Regions from separate parts of the Homo sapiens genome. Here region 2 is linked to region 1. A link is an interaction called in ENCODE POLR2A ChIA-PET data of the cell type or tissue named here. Cell type or tissue: MCF 10A. All regions are shown on one strand. Each heading gives the region's core, and the rest is flanking DNA. Links, peaks and the distances in the headings are about the cores only.

The links. ChIA-PET counts read pairs that join two places held together with the same protein. Peaks named below come from ENCODE experiments on the same cell type or tissue, not always from the same donor. Only the 100,000 strongest peaks of a DNase experiment are listed, where the experiment ranks them.
Region 2: POLR2A ChIA-PET joins it to region 1 with 5 read pairs; 2 of 35 experiments call an interaction of 5 or more read pairs at or near these places.

Annotation. Positions count from the first base shown.
Region 1 is chr14:97,915,649-97,918,560 of GRCh38, reverse strand. No RefSeq gene overlaps it. Among named protein-coding and RNA genes, the nearest start is that of LINC01550, 61 kb to the left of the region's middle. In MCF 10A, for the core only: no CTCF peak of the experiment used is centred there; DNase peaks (open chromatin) are centred at 1,180 and 2,310.
Region 2 is chr14:97,770,470-97,773,381 of GRCh38, reverse strand. The region is part of intron 2 of LOC105370651 (a long non-coding RNA gene); the gene reads right to left. Among named protein-coding and RNA genes, the nearest start is that of LINC02312, 9.1 kb to the right of the region's middle. In MCF 10A, for the core only: no CTCF peak of the experiment used is centred there; DNase peaks (open chromatin) are centred at 1,581 and 1,841.

The sequences.
Region 1 (2,912 bases), core at 141-2,640:
GTGTCTCATCTTAAAATGGAGTTGCTCATGCTTGCATTTAGATATGTTGTAAAATGTCTTCCCTCCTGTTTCCTTGTCCTTCTCCCTATTCCCTTTCTTCAGTCTTTGCTGTGCCTTCCAGGGCTTTGGGGGAGACTTTCCCAGGTCCCCATCTGAAGCAGCTCCCAGGAGCAGCTCCTGCTGGGGGACTCATGGCCTCAGACATCAAGAGACCCCACCATGGTGTGAAGCTTGGTAAGGAGCTGGTGTCCAGATGAGATGCTAGATGGGCACAGAGAAGAGGACTGGCATTGTTCAGCCTTGAGCTGGGACGTCCAGCTATGAGCTGGGAATGTTCTGCACTCAGCCCAGCTGACCAGAGGAACAACCCAGGATGACCTAGACTTGGACACTCTAGGGAAAAGAGAGTTCCAGAAGGCACAGCAGCTAACTATGGCCTTTTAGTCCTCACAGTTCTGGGCTCCAAATTTACTGAGAGTGTGCTTGGGTAGCTTTTTTTCTCCTCGGAACCACAGTTCCCTCATTGATAAATGGCCAACAGCCCTCACATCCTCTTCTTAGATTTGCTGAGGATGAAGCAAGATGGCAGGTAAAGCGCTTGGCCAGGGCTTGGCTCATTGAAAGAACCCAACACAGAGTAATTACTATTACTCTTATTGGCAGGAAAGAGATGGTGATGAAGAACAATGAGAAAACAGAAATACACGAGCCATAATAGGGACTTTGCCTATTTCAATGTTGAAACCACAGACTTTGTTAACATATGAGTGTGTGGATTTGGTCCCACAAAAGTAGTTGTGAAAATGGATGGCCATGTCTTTAAAATTTAAGAGCATGTGTCAAGCTTGCTTTAGATTTTGAGAAATCACCAATAGTTTCCATAGGTCATGTGCAAATTCAAGAATCAGATTATGCCTAATTTGCCCTTGAGTTATCTGAGCCTCAGAGATGGGAGGGTACCTTGCCTGAGGTCACACAAAGTTAGGAGGAGCTGGGGATAGAACCCATGCCTCCCAGTTTCCACTGGGCTTCTTTCTAGAAGATAAAAGAGCTACATAACAGGAAGTGAGGTGTTCATCTGAGGGTAGATTTTCTTGGCAGCAGCTCTTGTTTTTCCTTTAGTAGGAGAGGCTGGGCATGGCTCAATGTAGGCCTTGCCCTATCCTGGGGCACTTGGCGCTCTGTGCTCATCCCATCTCTGAGATTAATCACCGCCCTTCAGAAACACAGGTAGAGAGGTGAGCGGGGCTGCCAGCAAAGAAGAGTGAGTTCACGTAGTTCTTGCTAAATTATGCAAAAGCTCTGCCTCACCCACTCCACAACAAAGGGGAACAAGGCCCTGTCTTCTCTCCTCCAGGATGCAAAGAGGTACCCACCATCCTCCACCCCAACCTGGTAGAAGGGCTGTGCAAGAAAGGAGGCATAGGCTGAAGAGGCAGTTGGAGAGCATGAGATGAATGGAGCAGTCTTCCTAGAGACAGTAGTGAGGCCCATGAGAAAGCTCAAAGCTAAGGTTCTGGGACCTCTGTTGAGGCCCTGAGCATTGGCACAGGTAGGTTTTCACAGGCCAAGCCCATGTGCCTCCCTCCTGCCTGCAGAATGTTGTGCTGGCTGGCAGAGTCTGAGAAGAGCTAGTCTTGCACCTCTTGAAAGCATTGGCATTCCAATCCTTACACCATGACCAAGAACAAGTAGCTTTGTTCATCCATCTGCCTCTTTCTAGCCTCACCCTGCAAGCCTGCATAAGAAAAGGAAAAAGTAACAAGAGAAAAAGGATGTTGATTGAGCATCTACTCTTTGCTACGTGCTTCAGTACATTGCTTTTGTTCTCAAAAAAGCCTGTGGGGAGAGGATTCTTCTCCTCCAACTGCAAAGGAGGAATTTGAGTCCACAGGAGGTAAATTTGACCAAGTTCTTGCTTCACATAAAAATGGAAAGACACTGGTTTTATCTTCCGATTTTTTCAACACGTCTGTGTTGTCCATTTCTATATGTTGACAGTGGTAAACAGATGCTCCAGCCCAGGCATTCTCTGGAATGGCATGTGGCTTTACAGAAGTAATTCTTGATTTCTGCACTCATCTTGCCCCCAGCCCCCAAAGGTGGCCATTCCAAAGCAGTGCTGCCCAGTGAGACTAGCATGTGCTACAGGCCCTGAGTGGAAGCCTAGCTTTGCCTCTTTTGTTGAGCAAGCTTGGCATGGTGCTAACTTCTGCATCTGTCATGCAGCCACACTAACAATTTCCACCTTGCCTACCTGGAGATGTTGATGAGAATATCAAAATGAGATGATGTCTGGGAAGAGATGTGTCAGCATGACACCTATGCAAACCGCAATGCTGTGGGCTATTATTCATCCATTTCTAATTGGCTGGGCCTCCATCACCCAAGCACTGTGGATAGGTGGGAAAGAGACCAGCAACAAGCACTGGAATGAGTTCAGGATATTTCCAAATGTCTGGCTCCTTTGCTCCATGGGTTTTGGATTGCAATGATCTCCATTCCCTTATGTCACCCAGAAAGGGCTTGAGTGGTGGGTATGGGTCCGATGTTGAGTTGTTGCTTCATGAGGTGCTTTAAGGAGCTGACTGCATCCGCTAAACTATGAATTTCCTGACCGCACCTGTGTCTGTGAATTTCCTGACTGCACCATTCTAAGAGCTGCCCCAAGGAAACAGGCCAACAACCTTAGGCTCACAACTTGGGTGATCCCAGATATTTTGCTGATCCTTCTAGTGAAAGAAGGGGGACATTTTAGCCCAGAACACTAGAATGTGGCAGCCTAAAGTATAGGGTGAGTTGGGGGCAGCCTGGCATTGACAGGAGGATATTTAGCTCCTTGACCAGAACCCCCCACTGCCCTTTGTGCTTGGAAAACACTCTTTCAACTTGCCAAAGCCCTACCTTGATTT
Region 2 (2,912 bases), core at 128-2,627, 150 kb after region 1:
GGGGATGAGAGAGATAAAGCACTTAGAACAGCAGGATCACAGACAGGATCCAAAAAGTGTTGGCCTTTGTCCTTGTTGTAGTGCTGGTTTTGGTGTTGTTATTTCTGTTTTACAGATGCGTGGAGGCTCCACTGGATCATTCATGAGCATGTGGCTTGCAAATGACACAGGGTGGTTCAAACGGCTGATACTGTCTGCAGCAAAGCAGGGGTACCTGGGCAACACGAGACACAGTGGCATGTTTTTCTTAGAAGTCCTGGCTGCTGGTTCTGCCATGTGAACTAGATTTAAACATGGGCTAGAAGGCATCTTTTCAAAATCTTTTCTTAGTTTTCCATAGCTGTATAGGGAAAGAAATAAGAATATTTTGAACGACCTACAAGGCTCCTATGATCTGTCCCCTGCCCACCTCTCCTGCCTCAGCTTCTAGGATGTTCTTCTCATACTCAGCTGCAATCATATTTGATTTCAGTTCCTTGAACATGTTAGGAGCCTTCTTGCTCTAGGGTATTTGTGCATGCCAGCCCCTCTTTCTGGAGTAAACAAACACATGAAACATGTTTGATGCACCTTTTCTTCTCTATTCTTCTCTCTTATAAATTTGATACCTTCACGTGTGTCTCAATGTAAAGTTTCCCACTTTGAAAGCACAACTGATGCCAACAAATCGTGGCCAAGGGTTATTCATTGAGAAAATTGCAATACACCCACCAGCTCATAGGATTCAGATTGGCTTTGTTTGGACCTGGTCACCGCCTTTGTTGAGTATTAGCCTGGCACAGTCCTAGGGGAGCTACATGCTTCATCTCATTTGGCCCTCCCAGTAATGATACAGCAATTTTTAGCCTTGCTTTATAGATGAGGAACCCAAGACCCAGAGATGTCACATAGTATAAATGAAAGTTACAAAGCAATGCTGGAAGAGGTGGGGCTCAGAACCAGATCTGCTTGATTTCTTCAATCAGCCATTGATTGATTTGATGAGTATTTTTTGAATATTTACTACCTGTCATGATCTATGGCAGATGATGGGTTTCAACTGTGACCAACAGACATATGGCACCTGCACTGGTGGAGCTTACAGTCTAATTGGAGAGACCAACAAGTAAACAGAGGACCATAGCAAGTGTGGTAGGGCATAGAAAAGAAACAAAAATCCCAGCCTGGCAGCCATTGGAAGCTCCATAGACTAAGTGTATCAGTTAGAAGTGCTATGTAACAAACCGACTCGGATCTTGTTGCCCTAAACAGTAGCAATTTAACTCACAAGTCTTCACTTTGGCAGTTTGGGCTGGCTTAGCTGGGCACTTCTTCCAGGTAAGGCTGGACTTGCCCATTCATGAATATGTGATCAGCTAGTGTGCTGGCTGCACTTGGCTGGATTCGGATGTCCTTGTTTAGGGAGCCTAGAGTCTCTCTTCGTGTTTGTCTCTATCCCTCCAGCAGGTTAGTTGAGCCTGTTTACCTGCATACCAGTCAGAACTCCTGAGGGCAAACCTACTGCCAGGCATTTTTTAGGTCTTATATATTCCGGTATTTGCATCATCAATCACATAGGCTGTTGTTTCATTCACCAAACAAGCCACAGTCCTGAGTCAGCGTGGGAGGCACCCAAGGGCTTGGACACAGAGAGGCTTTGACAAATCAGGTCTGTTACTACAATCAAGCAATAGTGCCAACTGGACTGAGACAGGAAGGTTGAGAACACTTCTAAGCAGAGAGAAAGGACAGGGTAGATCGTGTGGTAGCTCTGAACGTAAAATGAGCACTGACACACTAGATGATGGTAGCTTTGTGTTATTCCTGCTTTCCCTGATTGTCTCTCCAGATCCACATGTAAGCCACTGGGCTCCCAGAAGAAAAGGGATGATTCACCCAGATCTGAGCCAAGCACAATTTGGGCAGCCCTTTGACAAACCCAACTGTTGCCAGTAAATGGGGATCCAGAAGACGTGAGCCCCACCTTCTGAGGCCAGCATCTTGTCTCAGGGTTCCAGGCCAAGCTGTGCCCTGGTTCGAGCTTGAAGCCAAATGACACTCAGCATGACAGCCATGGGTTAGGTTTTCTATATATCACAAATAAAAATTCAATTAAACATAGAGGCGGGTGGGGACGGTGTTTGGGGAAAGGAGTATTGGTGGGGGGGAAGGGATCTAAGGTTGGTTTTCTTCCTAACTTGGCAAGTGTGAACCTAAAATGTTTCTTTTAAGTCGGAATGACCATGTCATTCCACCTTCTGCACCCCCTCCCCAAGCCTGGTTCTGATTATTAGCTGAAGTTCAGTGCAAGTCAAGGCAATTCTGGTTCGGCAGCCAGGGAAAAATGACCCCTTTATTCAGTGAGGAAAAGCTGAGTCTGGTGGCTGAACGACCGCTGGGCTCATGGACATGGGGCTAAGGCCACATCAAAAAGTATTCTTTCTCCAAGCCCAGAGACCCATGGTTCCCACTCTGTGTGAGGTTCCCAAGTCATGGAAAACCCCAGGAACATCCCAGGAGCCTGGAGTGAGATCTGGGGTCTTGGGCCGCAGCTCGCAGTGTAAACGCAGCAGCCTTCCTCAGAAACTGGCTGTGTCTTGTCAGTCAGGATTGGACTAACTGAGCGGAAGGTGGCAGCTGAAAGGCCTGGGAGAAGAGGCATCTTGCAGAAGTGCAGCTGAGCGAGGGCTCCAGATCTGGGACTAGACACCCACAGACTCCTGGCTTGCTGTGTGACTCCAGGCTTTTTGCTTCCCCTCTCTGAATCTCATAGATAAGAGAGATGTACTCTGAGGATCAATGGGCCATCAGTGAATGTCCACTGCTATACTCTTACAGAGAAACAAGGGGAGATGCCTCTGTGGGCAGAAACAGCACTGAGAATAACTCCTGCACAGTTATTGCCTTTGTGGTTCAAAGCTCTCTCGCATAAG